Regions from separate parts of the Homo sapiens genome. Here region 1 is linked to region 2. Evidence: read pairs that join two places in POLR2A ChIA-PET (ENCODE). Cell type or tissue: Caco-2. All regions are shown on one strand. Each heading gives the region's core, and the rest is flanking DNA. Links, peaks and the distances in the headings are about the cores only.

Region 1 (5,383 bases), core at 153-5,152, 1.5 Mb before region 2:
TACATTTGGCCCACAATTCAGAAAAACTGAAGGAAGAGAGCCTCTGAGAACTAAAGGAGCTACAGGCCTGACTGTGGCCCTGAACCCACAAAGTGAACTGGCACATTAGTAACAGTATGGACAAGTGTTCCCAACTGCCTAGCACTCTAAACCAAGCTTCAGAAAGTAAAAAATACAGGTGTATGGGGTACCCCACCTCCCCTTTATAGTCTGCTCTGTCCATAACACCAGCTGGAGGCTTTCCTGGGGCCACCTGAGTCCAGGCCCCAATCAGATGGACATTGGAAGGGGTGAGACCAGGACTGGCAGGGAGCAGTTAGTTGCCTTTCTAGTCTCCCTCCCTAGCCATGCACTTTTGCCTTTAGAAAAATGATGGGGAAAACCTTGGCTCCTTCTTTGTCCAGAAAGTGTTAATTGCCTGTGGGTTCTGGTGGCCGGGGAGAAGAGCAGGAAAGCAGAGAGCAGGTGGGTGGCTGAAAGGGAAGAGGGGAGGAACACGGCAGAAACATGAAGGTGACCCTATCTATTCCCCTGGAGAAGGGGTGAGAGGTCAGGTAGAGTAGCTGCTCAGTACACAAAATGTAGAAAGATGATGAGAAAAAAAAATCTGCTACAGTCTTACCACTACCCAGAGACAAGCATTATTTCATTTTGTTGTGTTTCCTTCCTCTCTTTCTTTCTCCACATAATTTGCTGGTATCTTTTTTAAAGAGTAATTATGTTATAAATATAATACAACTTTGTGCTTTGTGTCCTACTTTTCCCATTTAATTATTCCATCATAAGCATTTCCTCATGTTTTACAAACCTTTTTTAAATAAAATGTTCATCAGCTGCAGCCGGGCACGGTGGCTCACGCCTGTAATCCCAGCACTTGGGAGGCCGAGGCGGGCAGATCACCTGAGGTCAGGAGTTTGAGACCAGCCTGACCAACATGGAGAAACCCCGTATCTACTAAAAATACAAAATTAGCAAGGCGTGGTGGCACATGCCTGTAATCCCAGCTACTCAGGAGGCTGAGGCAGGAGAATCTCTTGAACCTGGGAGGCGGAGGTTGCGGTGAGCCGAGATCACACCACTGCACTCCAGCCTGGACAACAAGAGCGAAACTCCGTCTCAAAAAAACAAACAAAAAAAATGTTTATCACCTGCATAATAAAACAAACAAAAGGAATAAAAACATTTTCAGAAATGGAATGGCTCAGAAACTTCGCCTTTCACAAATTCATTTTAGGAAGTTACTTTAGGAAGACATATTTAGCAACGAAGTGAAATAAGCCAAGAAAAAGGGAAATGTATATATAACCCCAGAAAAAAATGAAGAGAGAACTTCTAATAGGAAAAATTCCAGGAGTAAGCTCTTAAGGGAAATAAAAGGGATCTTAATCGAATAGATGTACATAATGAAATACAAGAAAACTGAGACTATGATAAAGTAAAATAGTGCAGTAAAAAGGAAGGGAATTTAGAAATTCAAGGGAAAAGCAAACACTGAATAAAAAAGAATATATCATGATTCATTAGTTGGCTTTGCAGTGAAAAATAATTAGTTGTGTTGATGTAAGTATGGTTTACTGATTTATAACAGAATAAAAGAATTGACAAAGAAGATTTAATTACACTGTTTCACCATTTCTAAAATATATGTTTTTCACATTTGTAACATTTCTGATCTTATAATCAATGGTATCATAATAATAATTGACAATAAATTTTCTTTCTTGGTATTAAAGTAAGTGGTGTATCTTAGATTTGATGAAATATGTGAAATACACAATGTTTACAAAACAATGTAAATGGTGTTAATACTTGAAAAGAGCACAGATGACAAAAACTTACAAAGTCAAAGAGGGATGAAGAATTAAAGCATTGACTGAGACACTAAGAGCCTTATAAAGTAAAAAAAAAAAATGTGTCTACAGTTTTCTTGGATCAAGAAATATGTCATAAGCATATTAAGACTATAAAGTAGTGTAAGGATATAAGAAAAACTGAACCAAAGTGGTTTTCCCACTTTTATACACTCAATATAACACACTGGCCACCAAAATGCATAGAAGAGCTTCTCCCATGCTGACCAAGCAATCAATTCTCTGGCAGATTCTACAGCAGACTCAGCTGAGCATCCTCTAAGTCAATTCAATCCCAACACAAACTACCTGGAAATAGCAGCAGATCCCCTAGGTTGAGGGTTCCTTCCCATAAGACTGCCCCCAACCTTAGATGCCAATCACAAACTCAGGTTGTGACCTGTGCTTCTGATCCAACAGCTATAAATTGGGGTTCCCACAATCCCATCCTTGGGTTTGGTTAATTTGCTAGAGCAGCTCACAGAACTCAGGGAAACTATGTTTCCCAGTTTATTAATAAAGGGTATAATAAATGACCTCTGCCAATTCTAGTTTGGAAGTTGAAAGATGTCGCCCAATGGAATAATTTATAAACTAATTAATTAATTAACAGAAGCAGCTGGGCTTGGTGGCTCATGCCTGTAATCCCAGCACTTTGGGAGGCCAAGGCAGGAGTACTGCTTGAGCTCAGGAGTTCGAGACCAGCCTGGGCAACATAGCAAAACCTTGTCTCTACTAAAAATCAAAAAAATTAGCCAGATGTGGTGGTGCGTGGCTGTAGTCCCAGCTACTTAGGAAGCTGAGGTAGGAAGATCACTTGAGTCTGGGAGATTGAGGCTGCAGTGAGCTTGATTACACCGCTGCACTCCAGCCTGAGTGACAGAAGGAGACCCTGTCTCAAAAAAAAAAAAAAAAAAAAAAAAAACAAAGAAAAACTCTCAGAACCCTATAATCCAGGAATTTTTATGGAAGCTTCATCAAGTAGAAATAATTATTAATGCCATTTCCAGCCCTTCTCCCCTCTCCAGAGGATGAGGGTGCACTAGAAGTTCCAGGCTTCTAATCATAGCTTGGTCTTTCTGGTGACCAGCCTCTATCCAGCAGCCTACCAAGAGTTACCTCATTAGTACAAAAGACTCTCTCATCGCACAGAAAATTCCAAGGGATTTAGGAGCTCTGTGTCAGATGCTAACACTTAGGAAATTACAAATGTCTTTGGAGCTCTGTGTCAGGAACCAGAGCAGAGACCAAATATTAGAACAAAAGATTCTCCTAGCACCCCTATCTAACAGAGTATTAAGAACTCTGTTTCAAGAACCAGAGCAGAAACCAAACATTAGAATGAAAGATTCTCCTAGCACTCCTATTGCTCAGGAAACTACAAGAGTTTTAAGAACTCTGTGCCAGGGACTGGGGGGCAGAGACCAATATGTGTATTTTTTATTGCACAACAGCCAATTAGAAATTAAAATACTAATATATTATCATAAATAGTAAAAGCAAAGGTATGTTTTCCAAAAAAAATCTACCAGACAAAAAGAAATCACAATTAATTTGAGTTCTTACAAAGTTTCTAGTGTTCTTCTAGTGCATGATTTTAATTACTATATTTTGAACAGCAAAGTACTATCTGGGGAAGATACATTAATCTGAGATGACATCTGCCAATGCCAGTTGGGAGTTTCTCACCTAATGGGACAATTTGTAAACTTATTAATCTATTAATAAGCAAAGAAACAACCTCAAAATCACACCAACAATAAACTTTTGCTTCAGATCCCAAGTTTGCAGGCCAGCTGAGGCAGTTCCCACTTTGTGTTTCTCCTTTTCCTTGGAACAGTAGTCTGGGAAAAGCACGTCCTTCTTGCGGTCATGGTAGAAGCACAAGAGAACAAGCCCCACTGCTCAAGCACATTTTAGGTCCCTGTTTACTTGACATCTGTGAAGATCCTGTTGCCCAGAGCAAGTTTCATGGTCAAGGACCAAGTCAAGGATGGGTAGAATACTCCACCTTTTGGTTAGAGGAACTGCAAACTTAATTATGTGGGAAAGGATATGGATGGGAGAAAATTGGGACAAATAATTCAATCTACCACAGACAGTTAGCAAAATTTGCCAAAAGCTGTGTTCTGTTCATCAAGACAATGTTTCCATGAAGGACAATTAGCCTATCAAGGAAGGAAGGAAAGAAGGGGAGGAGAGGGAAGGAGAGGGGAGGGGAGGGTAGGGAAGGGGAGGGGGAAAGGAAGAAGGGAAGAGAGAGAGCATGCATGTGAAAGAAGGAAGGAAGGAGAGAGAGGAGAAAGAGAAAGAAAGAGGAAGGAAAGAAAGACTGAAGGGAGGAAGGAGTATCCAATGTCTAAAATCATGCATGGTTTTTTTTAGTTATTCACTTTTGGAGGATGCTGCAATATGAACTCATTAAAGGTAAAGAATTAACCTTTATCCTGCCTTTCCTACGTGAACTGATCACTGGGTAACCAAATAGTAGATATGAGGGATTTCTCTCTATAGTTTTCCAACTAATAAATGTAAAATTAATGTTAGAATAGCACCATATCACTACTCTTTGTGAATTAATAGATCTAGACCAATGCTGTCCAATAGAACTTTCTGTGATGATGGAAATGTTCTGTATCTTATACAGTAGCTATAACCAACATGAATTTATTTAGCATTTGAAATGTGACTGATAGGCCAGGTGCAGTGGCTCACATCTATAATCCCAACACTTTGGGAGACCCAGGCGGGTGGATCACTTGAGGTCAGGAGTTCAACACCAGCCTGGCCAACATGGTGAAACCACATCTCTACTAAAAATACAAAAATTAGCTGGGCATGGCAGCAGGCACCTGTAATCCCAGCTACTCAGGAGGCTGAGGCAGAAGAATCACTTGAACCCGGGAGGCGGAGTTTGCAGTGAGCTGAGATTGTGCCACTACATTCCAGCCTGGGCAACACAGAAAGACTCTGTCTCAAAAAAAGAAAGAAAGAGAGAGGACTGATATAACTGAGAAATTGAATTTTTAATTTAATTTAATTTAATTTATATTTTTAAGTAGCCACATGTGGCTAATAGCTACCACATTGGATTGTATAGACTCAGCAGTGATCATAAATGGCTGCTAATATCACAAAGGGAGATATTCAGATACTATATGCCGCCCAGTAGAACAAAGCACCACCTAAGAAGTGGTCTTGCCAAAAATTCTAAACTGAATCTGATTAAATTTCTAGATTTAAATGCCAATTTGCAAGGAAATGTGAAGGAACGTATTAAACATCACACAGATGTATTAGCAAAATTCAGACTGTGCAAAACACTATCAAACAAATAATCCAATTCCTTCAACAAATAAATTTCAAGGAAAAATAGAGAGGACATCAACAAGATGCTGGAATAGGAGTTTCCAGGGCTCATCCCCTCAGAGACACATCAATTTGAACAGCCATCCACACACAAGAGTACCTTCACCAGTGCTGAGGACTCCAGGTGAGAGATTACAGCACCTAGTTGGAGCACAGAAACAATA
Region 2 (5,383 bases), core at 296-5,295:
TACTCTATTCTCACAATAAAGTAAGCAATAGAAAAGAAAAGTTATTAAGGAAACCATAAAGAAGATAACATATATTTACTAGTCATTAAGTAAAAGTGGATCACCAAAAATGTCTTCATCCTAAAGGTCTTCATCCTCGTCGTCTTCACATTGAGGAGAAGGAAAAAGAGCCTTGCTGTCTCTGGATGTCAGAGGCAAAAGAGGTGGAGGAGATGGGAGAGGAAGCAGAAGAGGCAGGCACACCTGGTGTAACTTTATGGCAATGCATAGTAATTTCTGTCTGACATTTTTGCTTTTTTGTTTCTCTAAAAATTGGTTTCTGTATGGTACCAATCCTTTTTCCACCATTTGCTTTAGTGTCATTGTCTCTATCATAGAAGGATCCATGTGGTAAAAGAAGTCAAAAGGAGTCCTGAACAACAGGAACCCTCTACCAGACTGTCTAATGTCAATCTGTTTTCTGGCACTGCTTCTTTTACCTCTTCTTCCTCAGTGTCTGTCATTGCTTAAGAAGCACTCATCCATCAAGTTATCTTCTGTTAATCCCTCTGGTGTGGTGTCTATTAACTCTGGAATCTATATTTAGAACCCTTTCACCCCACACCTTTTTTTTTCATCATATCCACAATCTCTTTCATGATTTCCTTGATTTGCCAGTGAAGTCATGCACAACATCTGATACAATTTTCTCTAGAAGGAATGAATTGTTTTGGGTCTGATGGCTTTCATGTTTTTTTTCTATAACAACGATGGCATCTTCAATGGTGTAATCCTTCCAGATTTTCATGATATTCTATTTATCGGGGTTCTCTTCCACAGTGTTACAATCTTGTCCATACAGTACTATGTCAAATGAGCCTTTAAGGTCCAGAAGCCAAACTGGAATCTTTGTGTTTGAAGGCAAGTAGACCACTTCAACACCTTTCGTGTTGAACTCATGGGGTTCTGGGTAGCTAGGGGCATTGTTCAATATAAAAAGAACTTTAAAAGACAGTCCCTTACTAGCAATGTTCTTCCTGACTTCAGGGACAAAACATCCATGTATCTAGTCCAGGAAAATAACTCTTGTCTAGGCCTTCTTGTACAACCAAAAGGCTGGCAGTTATTGTTTATTTTTTCCCTTCAACACTCAGGGGGTTAATAGTTTTATACATAGAGGCAGCCCTTACTGCATTTGCACAAAACAGTAGAGCTAGCCTAACCCTTCCTGCCTTAAATACTAGTGCTTGCTTCTCTTCCTTACTACTAAATGTCCTTTTTGGCACTTTTTTTTTTTTCCCAGAATAAAGCACCTTGCATTAAAAACCTGTTCAGGCACATATCCTTTCTCCTCAATAATTTTCTTAATGGCATCTAGAACTCGTCTCTGCTGGTCCACAGAAGCTGCTTCTACTTTTGACATTTTTTAAAAGCCAAACCTCTTCCTTAAATGATCAAGCCATCCTTTTCCGGCATTAAATTCTCTAGCTTTAGGTCCTTGACTATCCTTCTGCTTTGTTATATGACGACTTTGCTTTTTCCTAATATTAGAGTCTATAGATACACATTTTTATAGCAATCCTGCAGCCACATAAAAGCTGCATTTTTAAGGCAAGATAAAAGTTTTTCACAAAAAGTGCACGGGTTTTGCTCCTGCTGACGTAGCTGCAGCAACAGCGTCACAAATTTCTTTTTCAACAATAGTCCTTACACTGGTTGAATTTATCTTGAAATGGTGGGCAACTGCAGCTGCAGACCTCAATCTGCGGTACACATCAAGCAATTCAACTTTTTCTTGTAATGTCATGACGTTGCTTCTTGGGAGCACTTCTAGTGTCACTAATGACACTCTGTATGGGTCTCATGGTATTATTCAAAGTTAATGGTATTGCACTAAACATCACAAAAAATACGTGAGAACCACAAGATACCACGCAATTTACTGGAGAAAGAAACTGCTCAAAGGGAGATGATAAGCATCACAGGGCATTTTAAAGTGGTGCTCGCAACACTAAAATCACTGGAAGAGGCTAAGGAAATTATTACAGTAATACAGTATGCACTACAGTTAATTTCATGCAGCTATGATTTAATACCGCATGTTTACATATTTACATTTCTTCCCACTGCAAATGGCGCCACGTAGTCTATAAGTGTGTGTTTAAGGTTTTATCATTTTTAACTTTTTATAATAGATTCATGTACATTTTATGATAGCAAATGATAAAACAGACTAGTATCTATATATATAGTATGCATTCATGACATACCTAACTTTTTCTTATTTTATTAAAATATTGCCAGGCTACCCGGTTCGTCCACAAGTTTTTAAAATTGCTGCAATTCTCAAAAAAAAAATCCAGTATATTTATTGAAAAAACATCCATATATAAGTGGACCCATGCAGTTCAAATCCGTATTGTCCAAGAATAAACTGTAATCTGTTCACAAATTGTGAGAAAGGTTAATTTGAAGTTTGAAAAAAAAAAAAACTACCTTTGCAACTGTAATATTACGTAACTGATGTGGTTTTTTTTTAATGTCTACTTCCTTTATAAGGCATAATTTTCATTTTCTAGCAAACAAATTGTTTTTCACAGAATAATAAATCCACTCTAAAATAATATCTTAAAAATATTAGACTGCATACCAAATTTACCAGAATGACAGAATGCAAAATCACCAAGAACTTTTGTAGCCTAAGTTTGGAGCTTGTTGTGTTTTAAAATCCCACAAATCAATCAATAAAATTAAATTAATAAAAATAAGACCTTCCACTGGCGGTAACGCTATCTTATCTGTGAGCATTCCCAGCCTCAATGCTGAACCCAGCAACTAGCCTAGCACCTGCACCTCTGCCCACGCCTCTTCACTTGGCTGAAGTCCCCGCACGGCCGGCGCCGCCCCCTTACCTTTCTCGCTGACGCTCTCGCTCTCCAGCTCCACGTCCTCGCAGCTGGTGTACTCGGGCGTCGACACGCCCTCCTCCTCAGAGCTGCTCACCGACATCTGCCGCTTCTTGCCGCCTCTCTTGGACCGGTGCGGCTTGGGCGGGGACGGCCGCACCGACTCGGACTGGTCTGAGCTCAAAGAGTCGTTCCGCAGCATGGTCTCCACCTTCTCGCGCTTGGCCTTCCGCATGAGGACCGCCGAGCTGGGGTCCAGGCGGCTCTGCTTCCTGAGGGGCTCCTGGGCTTTGAGCTCCGGGGCTTCTGCGGGAACCGGCCCATGTCTGGGCGCCGGCGGGCTGTGGTTCGTTAGCTGCTTGGCGCCCGGCGCCCTGGTCTCCGCAGTTCTCTCAGCCGAGTAAGCCCGCGGCGAGTCCGGCGGCGAGGCCCTGGCTGCCGCCGGCGCGCGTTTGCCGGCCTTGCCCTCCGGCAGCGCCGCGCCCGCCTCGGTGCGCGGGAGCGCCACGTCGCTGTGGCGCCGCTCGTGCCTGGCGCGGGACACCCGGGCGTGCATGCGCATCTGCTGCTCCTCAGGCGGCGGTTTCACCGGGTACCGAGCTAGGTTCGGGTCGCTGCGGTACCTGGTCTGATAATCCTCCTCTTTTCTTTGCTTTTCCTCATCCGCCGCTTTGCCCTCATCCCGTTTTTCCGGCGTGTCTGGGTAATCCTGTGATCGCCCTTTCTCAAGCCTTCGGCTTTCCCGCCTTTCTTTGCGCTCCCGTTCTTCGACGGCCCCCTCCACGGGCTGCGCTGAGGTCTTTGGCACGCGTTTCCGCTCGCTCTTCAGGGCTCCTTTGCCATTCTGCTCGGAAAGCCCTGGGGTCTTCTTTCTATGATATACAAAGGAACGTCAAGGAGAGCAATTTATAAAGACTAGACATAAAAAACATGTTTTCTTCTCATTCCAGTCTTAAATCATTTCAGTTACAATAATTAGTTATAGGGATTTGGATCTGAAGGTGGAACTGTAAGGGTGTTGGAATTTTACAAGGTAAGGGATCTAATGGGAACACATATTAATTATTACCAAATATAGTTTTCATAAGAGTGTCATGCTTGTACTACATTTAGCAGCTCATTGAAGCATAGTTGCTCTTGTTAGAAGTTTACATTGAATCAATTTACTTTTCTTGAAATGCTGAAAAATACTTACCTTGCAAGGTTCATGTGAGGATTAGAGACACCATCTGTGAAGATGTTTTATGAAAGGGTAGAGTGTCATGCAAATGGAAGGAGTTCTCCAGTGTCTCTGATTCTTTGCTCTACTAATTATACTTTTTCTCATCTCTACCTTTAATTTTCTGTTTCTAACTCCTTGACAGTACAAAATACGGTCAAGAATTCTTCAGTAATTTAAAACAAATAAACAGTGTCTCTTTCAATCTTGCTTCTCCCTGAAGTTGCCCAGCTCTTTACACTGGCCACCTCTCTTCCTGCTTCTGTACTTCCCAATTCCTCATTGCTTTCCTGTGAATTTATATCATTAGTAAAGTTATTTGTCCCTATCAATCTTCTTCAAATTTTAACTAAAAAGTCAGAACAAAAAGTATCTATTCAGCCCTTGTTCTTGAAATTTTTATAGTTTTTCACTATATGTCAAAAACAGAACTCTTTTCTCTTTAGAAACTTTACAGCTCCAAATTCTCTATCTTATTTAAAGATATCATCTTCCAACCAGTTCCAAACTGCAGCTTCAGTATTTTTGTCTCTTCTTCTCCCACAACAATTTGTCACCAAATGCTATTAATTCTACGTTCCCTGAGATATCTCTGGTGTCCTTTCTATCCTTTCTCCAAATAGCTTAGTAACACTCATTCTCTTGTACTGCCCTCTTATACGCTGTGTAGCTCCCCTACAACTCCTGAGTATCTTACAAAGCTTAATTGAGAAGTCACTTCCTCTTTCCTAGGGCTCTCAAAATACTATACATATTGCCTAGCTTTGATCAAATTAGCATCCTTGTTAATTACCTAGGTGTCTGTCTTCCCTAGAATAGTGTGTGGTCTCTTCCCTAGGATTTGTCAGAAAAGGGACCATGTATGTTCTAATCATCTTTATGCCCTCTGGTTCCTGGCACAGTGTTTATCTGTAGTAAATACACAATGACTACTGGCTTGAATAATAGCTACATTCACTGAAAGCCTACTATGTGCCAGCTTGGGAACACATGTTCTCTTTTAATACCTGCCACAACCCTGCAAGTGAGTTTTTACTGCCTATTGTGGCAGAGCCAGGACTAGAATCCAGACCTATTTAACTTTGAAGTCCTTGATCTTTTACTGTATGGGCTTTGCTTGAAAAGGGGTTCAAAAGCTTTCCTTGGAGCCTCCTTTCTCCAAGTAATGGTTACACATACAAAAACAATAAGCCCAGTCTAGGTGCTAACAAAAGTCCTGGCCCCAAAATCATGAGCCTCATGAAGATAAGGGCTCTGTCTTCTTTGTCAACACTTTTTC

Evidence for each region. Peaks named below come from ENCODE experiments on the same cell type or tissue, not always from the same donor. Only the 100,000 strongest peaks of a DNase experiment are listed, where the experiment ranks them.
Region 1: POLR2A ChIA-PET joins it to region 2 with 11 read pairs; 2 of 35 experiments call an interaction of 5 or more read pairs at or near these places.

The regions. Positions count from the first base shown.
Region 1 is chr6:73,686,154-73,691,536 of GRCh38, reverse strand. It overlaps a transcript of CD109 not described here. Among named protein-coding and RNA genes, the nearest start is that of CD109-AS1, 7.3 kb to the left of the region's middle. In Caco-2, for the core only: no CTCF peak of the experiment used is centred there; no DNase peak of the experiment used is centred there.
Region 2 is chr6:72,180,658-72,186,040 of GRCh38, reverse strand. RIMS1 (regulating synaptic membrane exocytosis 1) reads right to left here. Exons shown (of 34, transcript NM_014989.7): 6 at 2,892-3,757. Among named protein-coding and RNA genes, the nearest start is that of RIMS1, 300 kb to the right of the region's middle. RefSeq lists an enhancer at 2,842-2,981. In Caco-2, for the core only: no CTCF peak of the experiment used is centred there; a DNase peak (open chromatin) is centred at 3,020; H3K4me3 peaks cover 895 bases.